Regions from separate parts of the Homo sapiens genome. Here region 1 is linked to region 2. A link is a contact called in ENCODE Hi-C or POLR2A ChIA-PET data. All regions are on one chromosome and are shown on one strand. Each heading gives the region's core, a stretch centred on a gene start or an enhancer-like site at or near the end of the contact. The rest is flanking DNA. Distances are from core to core; before and after follow the strand shown.

Evidence for each region. Hi-C counts contacts between places; a loop is a spot of excess contacts on that map. ChIA-PET counts read pairs that join two places held with the same protein, here RNA polymerase II (POLR2A). Pooled maps may share reads with other maps.
Region 1: a loop to region 2 is called in a pooled map, with 2.8 times the contacts of the local background. The contact joins the enhancer-like site here to the promoter of LINC03110 in region 2. A Hi-C loop is called at or near these places in 1 of 50 pooled maps. POLR2A ChIA-PET finds 5 or more read pairs at or near these places in 2 of 52 experiments (OCI-LY7 and activated B cell).

Annotation. Positions count from the first base shown.
Region 1 is chr18:58,885,982-58,893,174 of GRCh38, forward strand. All of the region lies in intron 2 of ZNF532 (zinc finger protein 532), which reads left to right. Among named protein-coding and RNA genes, the nearest start is that of ZNF532, 25 kb to the left of the region's middle. RefSeq lists enhancers at 3,335-3,835, 3,836-4,336, 6,425-7,193. Within about 2 kb of position 1,675, at least 27 of the 41 ENCODE cell types and tissues checked have a DNase peak (open chromatin) inside an H3K27ac peak, as active enhancers do; they include OCI-LY7, where a contact is called at or near this core.
Region 2 is chr18:58,654,546-58,662,264 of GRCh38, forward strand. LINC03110 (long intergenic non-protein coding RNA 3110) reads left to right here and starts at 3,994. Exons shown (of 4, transcript NR_187442.1): 1 at 3,994-4,086; 2 at 5,318-5,468; 3 at 5,887-6,025.

The sequences.
Region 1 (7,193 bases), core at 425-2,924, 230 kb after region 2:
TTTATTTTTTTTTGAGACGGAGTCTCGTTCTGTCATCGCAGCTGGTGTGTAGTGGCGCCATCTCAGCTCTCTGCAGCCTCCGCCTCCCAGGTTCAAGCAATTCTCCTGCCTCAGCCTCCTGAGTAGCTGGGACTACAGGTGTGTGCCACCATGCCCAGCTAATTTTTGTATTTTTTTTTAGTAGAGACAGGGTTTCACCACATTGGCCAGGCTGGTCTCGAACTCCTGGCCTCAAGTGATCCTCCTGCCTTGGCCTCCCAAAGTGCTGAGATTACAGGCGTGAGCCACTGCACCTGGTCCTTTCATTCAATTTTATGTATCTAGGAATTTTACGTGTCTATATGCTTAAATATAAAAACGTATGCTTATTTTATTTTAAGGTAGTGTATGTATTGTTTTGTGACCTGATTTTTTTTTTTAACTTAATGTTCAATCTTGATTGTTCCACTTCAGTACTTACAGTGACTCTAACCTCACTTTTAATCAGGGCATGGTACTCCATAAAAAAGGAATGTGCCAAAAACGATGTGAATGCACTTAACACTGTTGAACTGTGCATTTAGATATGGTTACCATGGTAAATTTTATGCTATGTGTATTTTTACCACAATCTGAAAAATAAAGGATGTACCATGATTGTTACATAATCGTTTATGTACCATTGTCATGGATATGTACATGATTTCTAGTGCTTTGCTATGTTACAAATAACTGTGCACCAAACGTTTTTGTACATGTGATCCTCAATTTGGGAGATTTTATTTCTGTGGTTTAAAACATTGCCTCTATGCCCTGAGATCAATGACATGTCATCCAGATATAGCACATAGAGGCCTTGCCCATTTTTCTTCAGGAATAACTAGGGGAAGAGTAGGTTTTTTTCTATATGGATTTTTAGAATTTATTGGTTGTGGGTATGCTATTAGAGAGAGACTATCCTGTAGTAATCTCCTTAGTTGGAGATGTTCTTTCATTAGCTTGTAATCTCAGTAGGTTCCTGGGCAAGCCCTGCCCAGAGCTCATTTTCACTTGTCCTTTACCAGATACCTGCAGGGATGGTCAGCTCTGGTAAATTACCTGGTTCCTAAGGCTTTTCTGGCGGTGAAATGAAGAACACCCTGAGGGAACACAGGCAGATGATGGAGTTCTGATAGCTTTGTTAGGTGGCTTATTCCGCAACACAGTTGCGTAGGGGCCCGAGGGGCCCTGGGCAGAACCCAGGCCTTCTGGTCTCCTGCAGTGGTTTGGTATTTAGTAAACTCTTCTGTGTTTGAATTTTTCTGTGCAGAACCACGGTTTTGAAATGCTAACCTGAGGGCAGTCTTGCCCTTTAAATGTACATTTTGTTTTCTGAAGAGAAACATGGGGCAGGTATTTTTGGAGGCTTTATATATTCAGTAAGTAGATATTCCACTGTTCAAGAACCTTCACGCTCACAGCAAGTCAGCACAATTCTGTTTTTGACTTTTGAGCAAGAAAAGGAAAACACTGGTCATGTGAATTGGCTGGAGTTGCTTAATTTGGTTATTGTTCGATGCATATTTATTTCCGGGGTGATGCAGCCCTCTGCCTCTCATGTGTTTGGGGTCAGTTGGGTGGTCTGGTGGGAGAAGAGGGGAAGAAAGAAAATGGGTAGTCTGCTGCATCATTGTGTGACCTGTCATCTTCCACCTGGGCTTAACACAAAACCACAAACCAAAACAGAACCCCCACGCTCACAGGAGGGACCGTCATGCAGGACTAGGCAGTATTGCTGGTTGTGGTTAGTGTCCTCTTCCCAATCCTAGGGCCTATCTGAAGGCTGGAGACCACACCGAGTCGGGGCGAGCTGCGGTCAGTGCCACTTCCTGAGGAAGTGACTGAGGCAGCCGGGCTTTGTGAAAGCTGCTTTATCCCTGCGTCCCCCGGGGCAGAGGGGAGCAGAAATAATATGCCAATGGCTTTTCCTGCGGAATTAAAGGAGCCCTCCCCAAACATCTTTTTATTAGATTAGAGCTTTGCGTTCATAAATTATTTCTAACTACTCTCCTATTCTAGTTCTCAGAAAATGGAAGGAGCAGAACTTCATATCTTTAAGGATTTTCTGGGATTATGCTCTAATCTAAATTATGAAAACTTGATATATTTTAAAGGAATTTACTCAGTTGAATAATAAACCACAATCATCATGAGTATTTTATTTTATATAGGCAGACAGTATAAAACTTTTAGATAGTTCATTAATAAAGGAAAATTGAACATTTTGGAACTTTCATGTGATTTTAGCAAACTGCAAATCAGTCAAATATTAAATCCGTTAACTCCATGTGAAAGTAAAGAATCACTTAGAATGTACAATGTCACGTTTTCTAATTTTATAAATATAAAATCAGATATTTTTCTTGTAAGTTTTCTTTTCAGAAATGAAAATATGGCCGGGTGCAGTGGCTCACGCCTGTAATCCCAACATTTTGGGAGGCCAAGGTGGGTGGATCACCTGAGGTCAGGAGGTCAAGAGCAGCCTGGCCAACATGGTGAAACCCTGTCTCTACAAAAATACAAAAAATTAGCTGGGTGTGGTGACGCACGCCTGTAACCCCAGCTACTTGGGAGGCTGAGGCAGGAGAATCGCTTCAACCTGGGAGGCGGAGGTTGCAGTGAGCCAAGATCACACCATTGCACTCCAGCCTGAGCGACAAGAGCGAAACTCTGTCTCCAAGGAAGGCAAAAAAAAAATTATATATATATATATATATATATATATAAATTATATATATATATTTTATATATATATAAAATTAATATATATAATTTATATATATATAAAATATATATAATTTATATATATAAAAAATTATATATATAAATTATATATATAATTTATATATATATAATTTATATATATATAATATATATTATATATATATATTTTATATATATATATATATATATAATTCATACAGGCTGAGTATCCCTTATCCGTAATGCTTGGGACCAGCATTTAGGTTTTTTTGTTCCAGATTTTGGAATATTTACATTATACTCACCAGTTGAACATCTCAAATCTAAAAATCCAAAATTTGAAAGTTCCAAATGAGCATTTGAGTGTTAATTTGGCACTCAAAAAGTTTAGGATTTTGGAGCATTTCAGATTTAGAATATTCAGTGTACTTCTCCCCCAGACCTCTTACAAATCATGTTTTCTCTTTCCGTGATTTTCTTTCTCTCTCTTTTCCAAGCATTTTAGATATATATGCCTAAGTAGTTAACACATAGAGTTAAAAAGCTCTGAAGTTAGCTAGATAGAGGTGAATAAACCCTCCCTGGGCACTTCCTGTTTCCAGGTAACTGCCACAAATAAAGAGGGATGCTTGTTCCAGGTGTACCTGAAATTTATCAGGTTGTCTTTCTTGAGCCATATAACACATATCCATGTACTTGTACTTTTTCTGTAAAATACAGTTAGTAAGAAAACAGCACTTATATTAACTTGTACTTTCTACTTAAAAGGATATTTTTCCAGAAGTGGAGTGGGTGTTTAAGAAATACAAACTCTTGGCCGGGTGTGGTGGCTCATGCCTGTAATCCCAGCACTTTGGGAGGCTGAGACAGGCGGATCACTTGATGTCAGGAGTTTGAGACCAGCCTGGCCAATATGGTGAAACCCCCTCTCTACTAAAAATACAAAAATTATCCCAGCTACTCGGGAGGCTGAGGCAGAAGACTCTCTTGAACCCAGGGGGTGGAGGTTGCGGTGAGCCGAGGTCACGCCACTGCACTCCAGCCTGGGTGACAGACTGTGATTCCATCTCAAAACAAAAAACAAAAAAACCCCAAAATTTGGCTAGGCGCGGTGGCTCACGCCTGTAATCCCAGCACTTTGGGAGGCCAAGGCAGGATCACCTGAGGTCAGGAGTTTGAGACCAACCTGGCCAACATGGTGAAACCCTGCCTCTACTAAAAATAAAAAATTAGCCAGGTGTGGTGGCATGCACCTGTATAGTCCCAGCTACTCAGGAGGCTGAGGCAGGAGAATCGTTTGAACCCGGGAGGTGGAGGTTGTGGTAAGCCAAGATCGCGCCACTGCACTCCAGCCTAGGAGATGGTGAGACTGTGTTTAAAAAAGAAAAAAAAAAATTAGCTGGGCATGGTGGCACACACTTGTAATCCCAGCTACTTGGGAGGCTGAGGCAGGAGAATCACTTGAACTCAGGAGGTGGGGGTTGCAGTGAGCCGAGATTTTGACACTGCACTCCAGCCTGGGGAGGAAAAATATATATATATATGAGTTATATATATATACACACACATACATATATATATATACACGTATATATATAACTCTTAAGTAAAATTAAGTACCCTGGTTAGTACTTAACTGTTACAACTGGGTTTATCTAAATATTTGCTCTTCTTCTACCCAGAGGGCCATTATTGTGTCTTTGACTCCAGTTTGATCCTTATTCTTTTTTTGATATAAAGGTGGTTCCATCATTATCTCCTTAATGACTTCTGGGTTTCTTTTTTTTAAACCTTAAACTGTACCTGGTATCTCCTTGCCAAAATCCCAATGACCCCGCATTGCTCTGTTACAGGAATTCTTTTCCCTCTGTCCTTGCACTAACTGCCGCCCATTTTTTTTTTTTTTTGAGAAATTTAAAAAGTAAGGAAGGATATGTGAATTACTTATTAAGTACTACCTGTATTCTCACCAGTCACTGTAATATGACTGTATGCCCAGTCTGTTCCCTCTCCCCTTCTTTTTCTCCATCCTGCCCTCTAGCTTCTTCTTCCTCCTCCCCCACTCCACCTCTTCCTCTTCCTCAGACCTCTTTACCTCTTCTTCCCGGTAGGTAAATGGTTCCTCTCCTTCCTTTTTTTTTTTCCTTCTTAAACTATTTTTTTAGATATGGGGCCTCTGTCATCCAGGCTGGGGTGCAGTGATGCTATCATAGCTCACTGCAGCCTTGACCTCCCGGGTTCAAGTGATCCTCCCACCTCAGCCTCCTGAGTAGCAGGAACTACACGCATGCCACCGTATCGGGCTAACTGGGTTCAAGCGATTCTCCTGCCTCAGCCTCCCGAGTAGCTAGGACTACACACGTGCGCCACCATGCCTGGCTAATTTTTTGTAATTTTTAGTAGAGACGGGATTTCACCATGTTAGCCAGGATGGTCTCGATCCCTTGATCTTGTGATCTGCCTGCCTCGGCCTCCCAAAGTGCTGGGATCACAGGCATGAGCCACTGCGCCCGGCCTCTCTCTTTCCTCTTAAAAGGAACCTGGAGGCCTGGCCTGGTGGCTCACGCCTGTAATCCCAGCACTTTCGGAGGCTGAGGTGGGTAGATCACTTGAGGCCAGGAGTTTGAGACAAGCTTGGCCAACATGGCGAAACCCTATCTCTACTAAAAATACAAAAATTAGCTGGGCATCATGGCGCATGCCTGTCATCCCAGCTACTTGGGTGGCTGAGGCATGAGAATCACCTGAACCCAGGAGGCAGAGGTTGCAGTGAGCCGAGATCATGTCACTGCACTCCAGTCTGGGTGACACAGAGAAACTGTCTCAAAAATGAATGAATGAAACCTGGGACGCTTGTACTTACGAACATTTAAAAAAATCAGGTAAAATGGATCATGCTTTGTAAGTGTGATTAAAAAGACTTTTTACTGTTAGTGTTGGTCTGTGTTCTTGCATGTGTTTTAAGCTTTTTACCTAAAATAGGAATTTATTTATAATGAGTTTGACTGAGGATCTCTTAGAAAGTTGGTTAACCTTCTCTGTTCTGACCAGTCCTCGTTTTGTTGTTGAACGTGCCATCCTCTTTCCCACCCTGGTGTGATACTAAGTGCCAGCCTATGCCAGTCTGCCCTCCCTCCTAAAGCTGGATAAACTCCTGGGTTCACATTTACCTTGAGTTGGGGGAAGTAGTTTATTATTTGGAATAGAACATTTCCTTCAGGCCAAGATCCTTTAGGAAAATGAAAGTAAAAGTGCTAAAATACCAGCCCCCACTCACCCATAAGCAAGGCTGGTTTACTGTGAAATCAAGAATATATAGTATCTTGATGGATAGAGTGACAGAAGGTATTCTTGGAGACATTTTAAACATAAAAATTATGATTTAAGCGCATGAGTAAATTATTTTAATGTCTCCATTTCTCTCATCTTTCATTTTATCGTGAGTTAAACATATATCTTCAGGATTTTAAAGCAAAAGAGTGAAACACAACACTGTGTCTCAAAGGGTTTTTTCTTTTTTGTTTAAGAGTTATTTTTGTAAGAATTTATGAAGAAAGGTTGTTCTTGTGGTTACTTGCTTTGGCTTTAAACTCTCTTTGGAGAATATCACAATCTAAATTTAAAGGGTACTCTTGAAAACACTGTTGAATTGACATGGAGTGTCTGATTTGATGGAAGCCCCGTAGACCTGGAACGGTATCTGGGATATGTTACTGAGTGTGAAAATGCCTATATATGTGTATGTATATTTATGCTTATGTATGCATTTAGAAATCTGTATCCCAAATGTTACCAGTTGATCTCTGGTGAGGAGGCCTCCCAGAGGCCTTTGGTTTCTGTTGCTTATACTTCTGGGTGTTAGAGCATTGGCAAAGAGCACGTAATACCCATAATAAATTCCAGGAATGAAAGAGGTACATTTGAACAAAGGGCAGCCTGTCGTCTAAATAAAGCGCTTCACAACGATGCTACTTTGGCATTCAAGTTTGAGCAATTGTGATGCAGAAGCAATGTTCGTGTAGAGATTTTGAATCTAAGAGGTTCTGTTGGCTGAAGGTTCCCCAAGTGGGGGCGTGGCAGAGACAGGAGGGGAACATTACTGCAGTAGAACTCATACAAGAGAATTCAGTTTTCTGCTGCTGGTGGGTGAAATGATGAGATCTGTGACTGCTGTTTCTGTAGTACTCTGCAAAGAAAGTCCCAAGGAATGCTTGTCAATTAACTGAGAGCAAGTCAGTTACTCCAGATTATCAACTCAGCAATTTCTGATTTGTACTTTCTTTTTTTTTTTTTTTTTGAGATGGAGTCTTGCTCTGTCACCCAGGCTGGAGTGCAATGGCGCGATTTCAGCTCACTGCAGCCTCACCCTCCCAGGACCAAGCGATTCTGCCTCAGCCTCCCGAGTAGCTGGGATTACAGGCGTGTGCCACCGCACCCAGCTAATTTTTGCATTTTTAGCAGAGGCGGGGTTT
Region 2 (7,719 bases), core at 2,744-5,243:
GAATTGTTATATCCTCTTGCTGAATTGATCCCTTGATTATTATATAATGGCCTTCATTTTTTTAAATTATATTATGTTTTTGGTTTAAAGTCTGTTTTATCTGATATAAGCATAGCTATTCCTGCTCACTTTTGATTTCCATTTACTTGGAATCTCATTTTCCACCTCTTTACTTTTAGTCTATGTGTTTTTATGGGTAAGGTGAACTTATTGTAGGCAGCATATAGTTGGATCATGTTTTTTAAATCCATTCTACCAAACTCTACCTTTAAAGTGGCACGTTTAATCCATTTATATTCAAGGTTAATATTGACACAGGAGGCTTTGTTCCTGTCAAATTGCTGATTGTTTTCAAGTCGTTTTTATAAATTCTTTGTTTCTTTTCTTTCCTTGTCTTTGTGGTTTGATGAAATTCTGTTGTGTTGCCATTTGATTCCTTTCTTTTCCTCCTTTGTGTTGCTGTTTTATACGAACTGTGAACTTTCTAGATTTTCTAGTTGGTGAGTGTGCAGCTACTCGTAATAGTCTCTAATGATCTTTTGTATTTCTGTGGTTTCAGTCGTAATGTTTCCTTTTTCATTTCTGATTGTGTTTATTTGGATCTTCTCTCTTCTTTGTTAGTCTAGCTAGTGGTTTATCATTTTTGTTTACCTTTTCAAAGAACCGCTTTTCATTTCAACAGTCCTTCGTATTTTTAAATCTCTATTTCATTTAGTTCTGTGTGTCTTTTATATTTCTGTGTGTTTTCATAATGGTGAAAATTAACCTTTCACTTCCATGTTTAAGACCCCTTTGAGCATTTCCTGTACAGCTGATCTAGTGGTGACAAATTCCCTCAGCATTTGCTTGTCTGGGAAGGAGTTTATTTCTCCTTGATTTATGAAGTCAGCTTCTGGCAGGACACAAAACTCTTGACTGACAGGTTCTGCTTAAGTTTAATATTTTTCTGTGGCTGCTAATTGTTCACATGTTTTCATTATGAAGTAATTTTAATGCCACTTTGGTGGGCTGTTAATCCCTTTGGGGGCCTCATGCAAGCAAGAGCTAGCACAAAGGATCAATTTAGGTCTTGTTCTGGGGGTTACCTAGAGGGGCAGCAAAACCTCAGTAGGGTAAGCCATAAATAATCTAAAGTTCCTAAGAGCTGAAGAAGAAGGAAATGGCCATCCAAAATAGAGCTGTACTTGCCCCAGCTAGGGAAATTAGGAACGAGAGATACCCAGTGATGAGGGTTGGGTCTTTGAAGAAGTGTCTATTAATATGGCCACCAGAGAGCTCTAAACATCTGCCAAGTTTCTAGAGCCCCCTGTTAGCTCAACATAACAGTACCAGCCAGGTAAGCATTCCTTGTACCCCATACCTCTTCTCCCTTCCTGCAGTTTATGCTTGCAGGGTCAGAAACCACACTTGGCAAACTGCAGAAGAAAAGGTAAAAGCAGGCCGGGCGTGGTGGCTCATGCCTGTAATCCCAGCACTTTGGGAGGCCAAGGTGGGCGGATCACGAGGTCAAGAGATCGAGACCATCCTGGCCAACATGGTGAAACCCCGTCTCTACTAAAAATACAAAAAATTAGCCGGGCGTGGTGGCAGGCACCTGTAATCCCAGCTACTTGGGAGGCTGAGGCAGGAGAATCACTTGAACCTGGGAGGTGGAGGTTGCAGTGAGCCAAGATGGCACCATTGCACTCCAGCCTGGGCAAAAAGAGTGAAACTCCGTCTCAGAAAGAAAAAAAAAAGGTAAAAGCATTAGATGGAATCACATGGAAACAGCCTACCTCCTTCCTTCCTCACTGCAGGCTTCTCATCTGAGCTCGGGAAAGGAGGAGCCTCCTAGATTTGATTATGTGATGATTACCCAAGATTGGACATTTTAATTACTAATTGCAAGACCTTTTTATTGCACATGAATAAATGGAATAGTCATATTGTCCCAAATTTAATCGAGGGTGGGACAAAGACTAATTCCACAGAATACATTTAAAGCAATAGTGGGAGTTAAAAGTAAAATTGCATTATAATTAGACCCTCCAAGTCCTGCCTGTTTAACTTAAGGTTGCTCACACTACTGAGGCGAGATAGAAAAGTAGTTGGTGAATTTCAATTGGAAAAGTGTAGCCATGGGAAGGAACCTAGGAGTCTCATCTCTCTCCTGAAGTTAATCTGCCCAATGTCTCAAAGGCCTCAAGAACTGTTCTCAGGGAAGTATTAGAATGCAAATAAAACCACCATTCTACTTTTGACTAGAAATCCTCTGGTGGTTGCCTGAGATGGGGAGGTATTGTTTAATGGGTATAGAGTTTCAGTTGGGGAAGATGAAAAAGTTCTGGAGATGAATGGTGATGTCACAACAATGTGAATGTACTTAATGCCACTAAATTGCACGCTAAAAAATGTTAAAATGGAAAATCTTATGTATTGTATATTTCATCACAATAAAAAAATAGCATAGGATGATTGTTTATCCACTGGGAAAATAAAATAAAATAATCATTATTACCTCTAAAACCAAAATAAAACCCTGATGGATGCTTTGCCAGTTAAAGCATCTTCAGAAAGATGACAAGAAGTTAGACACTGTATCCACAGGAACAATTTGGCTTAGGCAGAAAAGGGAGATTTGTAGGCTCACCCAACTGAACTGCAGGAAAGGTGGGTATGAGCTGGACCTCAGGACTGACCACACCTGGGACTGGAACACCACCCGCCCTTTCTCTGTCTCTTGTTTCTGCTTCTCTCAGTGCACCAGCCACTCTCTCCCACCACAGACTGGCTTCTTCTGCACAGCCTGTGGGACATGGCCACCGAACAGCTCAGACTCATACCTCACAGGTTTGCCACCTGAGCAAACCCAAGATCTTCCATCTGGTTGAAGGTCAGAAGTCTCAGGACTGAATTTGGGGAACATGCCTATCTGTAGCCAATCACTGAGTTAGGGAAGCAGATCAGTCAGAAACTGGGGGATCCCATTAAACCACACTGTGGAAAGCAGTATTCCTGAGAACAGAGTGCTACTCCACTCTAGGCAGACAAAGCAGTAGCCACCAGCTATCTGCACAGTCCTTCCCTTCTCTGGAACAGATCCCAAACAGTGCTGGGAAGACCTCAGCAGCACAGTTGGACCACCTATGTGCTCCTTCCGCCCTCATTACTTGTACATCCTGGATCCCTGGATTTCTTAGCTAATGCTGGGTTGGCAGAAATGAGGGGGAGGGGAGCAGTAGAATCCTGCCCTAAATTGCAGCCAGTCATCTGAGGTCATTTTTTCCTTGTCAATGCTATATCCCCAGAGGGTTGGACCCTTCTCTATTCTGTTATGCTTTATTCAGACAATTTCTAGAACAATGTTGGCCAGTATAGATGATTCCCGTCATTTTATCTCTACTACCTAGGTCCAAAGATTCCCCCCACAACCTTGTGAATCTCTGACTCAGTGTTATTAGTCTTAAAAACCCAGGTGCTGAACCAGACTATGCTGTGCTCCTCTTTGGAGTGAATCTTGGATTATCAAATAATCAAATAATGGCTAAGATCAGCCCTTGTTTCCCCATGTCCCTGCTTAGTGCCAGCTCTGTCTTCATCCCCTCCCAGGCTTGGCCACCCTTCTGCTGAGATGCACCCTAGCATGTTGCCCATAAAGGAATGTGAAAAAAGTATCTACACTTCTGAAGATAGTGTGCTCCACCCTTCAAAGCTTTAGGAAGATAAATTTAGACATAAAACAGGAAGTATTTCTCTGTGTGGCTAAGAGTGATCTAAGAGAAGTTATTTCCTCAAGATATTTTGAAGCTGTAGTGTGGGGAAACAGTTCTCAAACCCCAGTGTGGATCAGGATCACCTGGAGGGCTTACTAAGCTACATATTGTTGGGTCCACCCCAGAGTTTCGATTCAGTCGATCAGGGGATCAGAGGTGGGGCCTAAGAATTTGCATGTTTTTAACTCTTTTTTTTTTTTTTTTTTTTTGAGATGGAGTCTCGCTCTGTCACCCAGGCTGGAGTACAGTGGCAAGATCTCGACTCACTGCAACCTCTGCCTGCCGGGTTCAAGCAATTCTCCTGGCTCAGCCTCCCAAGTAGCTGGGATTACAGGTGCGTGCTGCCATACCCGGCTAATTTTTTATATTTTTGGTAGAGACAGGGTTTCGTCATGTTGGCCAGGCTGGTCTCAAACTCCTGACCTCAAGTGATCAGCCCACCTCAGCCTCCCAAAGTGCTGGGATTACAGGTGTGAGCCACCACACCCAGCCAGAATTTACATTTTTCAAAAGGTCCCTGATGTTGCTGAGGCAGGACCACACTTTAAGAACCACTATAGTAGAGGTTTAGGAAGAGACAGAGAAAAATCTCTCCAGGCTACAAGACTGTCTGATGCTGAAGGTCTTGGCCTAGGTCAGCTAAGGTGCTCTTTAGGGTTGATATTCTGTGATTGTTAAACAGGTGACTAAATATGTATCTGTGTCAAGCTACTCTTATTATCATTAAACAGTTCTTGACTGCTTACTTTATTAAAATATAAGAATTTCCAAGAGCTTCGGACCTCTGATCTATATATAACAGAACTTCATTAAGTATAACTCACTAAGTCACTTAGTGAAAAGCTTGAACTACAGAATAGTCTAACTAATTGCCCTTTCAAATAGGCATTTAACAATAATTTCAACTAGCCTCCTACAAAACTGTTTCACAGCAAAGCTTTCACTGATGTTTTTGCAAAATGAATTTAATTACTAATTATCATATAAGGATTAGCATATAGCTGATATGTAAATGTCTTAGGTATGATTTAAACTGTTGAGTCAACTGAACATGTACCTTCCTCTCCCACTTCCTCCAACAAATAAATCTTACTTGTATTTTAATTTAATACTGTGTCCATTCTTCTGAAATAGCTGTTTATTCTGAACATCTAATTTTAGACATATAACTAATATGGTACAATTTTCAACTGCCGGTTATTTAAATGCTGCCCCCTCCCTGACACAAATAAATCTTATTTACATATTATTTGCTTCATAAGTATTCCACCATCCTGCAGTCACTGTGATCATTGTCCCCAGCTAGTCTTTGATCTGTGATAATTGTCCACAGGTAGTCTTTGATCATATGTTCTCCTGTCTGGAGGAACTAATATGTCCTTCCAACTCTGCCCAGCCTTCAGGTACAATTTAGGCCCCTACTTTTCTCTTAGGCTTTCTTCAGCCACTGTAACTTTTTTAAGTTTCTCCCTTATCCAAAGTCCCTTACTACTTAGAACCTCGGAAGTAAAGGGACCTCAGAGAACATCCAGTCCACGCTGCCCTCTGTTTAAATGTGTCTACAGTGTACCACACCAAGGAACTCCCACACTCTGAATGAACAGCCCAGTGATCAGGAGCTTTGAATCAATTCTTGGCACCTAACAGTTTGTGAAGAGTCTGCTAAACTCCCTCTATCAGAAATCCCAGAGGACTGAGAACAGGTCATCCTTGGAGGTATGTAATACAGTATTTAACCACCTTTCTACCTGAGTGTGCTTACCTGCAAAGGGTAATGTCGATATTAACCGAGAATGATCATGGTTGTCACATTTAAACTAATAATAATAAAGTACACAATTTATTATGCAGAAAGAATCATGCCTTCATAATCAGTCTTCACAAAGATTCCTTTAACTCTCTGCACCCACCATTCCTAATCCTGGAAAATTATTTCTCTTTGCTCTTTGCTCATCCATAGGCTCTTTGACAAAAGTCTCCAGAAAACTACTGAACTACACACATCAACAATAAAGAAGTCCTAATGTCCAAAACCTTGCTTGTCACTTTTTTGTTTGTATAATTTATCTCCACAACTAGATCATAGGCTTCTAGAAAACATGAGTTCTGTTTTAAATTTTGTGCCCCTTGGCAGCTGTATCTGAATGGAGTCAGGATCTGGAAGCCCAAGTCTCCTTGTCAATGTCTGCTTGGTTCCCAAGGACACCTGTAAATGGAAGAGGGGCATAGTACACAGAAGACATTGCTGGCAAGTGTGGTCTCTTTACGATCAGGTGAGTCATCTGCTGAAATCTTTATAATAGACTTCTACCTTGATGGAATGGGTTGGACTAACGAGGAACCACCATTACTCCAAGGCCCAGAGCAGAGCTGGGCCATCAACTGTCTCCACACTTCCTGTCTTCTAGGTGCCACCCTGATCCCTCATTGCCTTTCAGCTGCATGTCTAAATCCCCACCCCACCCCTCATCTAGTTGGCTTTGATTCCAAGGACCTAGGACTGGAGTAGGGCTTTCACAAATAAGACAGCAGGAATGTAATGCAACCTAATGAGCAGACTAAGAAAGCATCTATACAGAAGAACAGACATACAAATACCAAGGCAGATAAGAGTGACAAAAGACAAAAAAAAAAAAAAAAAAAAGAGAGAGAGAGAGAAAAAGCTGAAGCCGGTCAGAATTCATCAGGGGATGGTGTATGTCTACCACCTCAGTGGTCCTTTAAAGGTAAACGGGCTTATTTTTCATGCACCAGCCTATGGTCCCTTCACTGGGACACTCTCAACATCCCCGGCTTTTTATAACTCTGGCTGGAAAGGTCAGCTCTGAACTCTTCCTGGGCAGGGAAAGGAGTTCACATAGGGATTGGGGATGGAGTACGGGAGCAGAGGAGCAGTGCCTATGTTAGAAACCGGTAGGAAGGCCGGGCGCGGTGGCTTGCGCCTGTAATCCCACCACTTTGAGAGGCTGAGGTGGGTGGATCAACTGAGGTCAGGAGTTTGAGACCAGCCTGACCAATATGGTGAAACCTCATCTCTACTAAAAATATAAAAATTAGCTGGGCGTGGTGGCATGTGCCTGTAGTCCCAGCAGCTGGGCAGGAGAATTGCTTGAACCCAGGAGGTGGAGGTTGCCGTGGGGCAAGATCGTGCCACTGCACTCCAGCCTGGGTGACAGAGGAAAACTCTGGTTTCAGAAAAAAATAAAATAAAATAAAATAAAATAAAAGCAGCAGCAGCAGCTGGTAGGAGCTGGATGCCTGGAAGAATAAAGAGCCTTTCTCCCTTAGGAGTGAGCCTAATAGATGGATCTTTACTCCCTTTCTCCTGGGCCCTCTACTGGTCTTTGCTTCTCCCATTTTTCACATTCTGACTGCATATACATACATGGCAATATATAGAGAATTTGGCCCCTTGACTCTCACCAGAAGCACCCCCCCAGCCCCATGACTCTGATTTCTTCAATGACATACGTTAAGTACTTTTTCTCCAAAGGTGAAATGATCCTAGGCTTTCTCAAGGGCAATGATTCTGAGCCTTACCCACATTTTAGAATCAGCTTAGGAAACACAAAAAAATCTCAATGACCAGGCAGCACCCCCAAGCCAATCAAGTAAGAATCTGGGGTGTAAGACTCAGACATGAGTATATTTTTTTAAATTGTTTATTTTTATGGGGACCTAGCAGGTATCTATATTTATGGGATATGTGAGCAATTTGGATACAGGCAAACAATATATAATAATCACATTGGGGGAAATGGGGTGTCCATCACCTCACGCATTTCTCATGTCTTTGTATTACAAACATTCCAATTATGCTTTTAGTTATTTTTAAGTGTACAATGAATTTTTTTTTACTTTAGCCACAGATCTAGGTACATTTTTAAACTCCCCAAATGATTCTAATATGCAGTCAAGGCTGAGCCAGCTGCCCTGGAGATGGTCCATCCCTTTTCAGGCCTCGCTG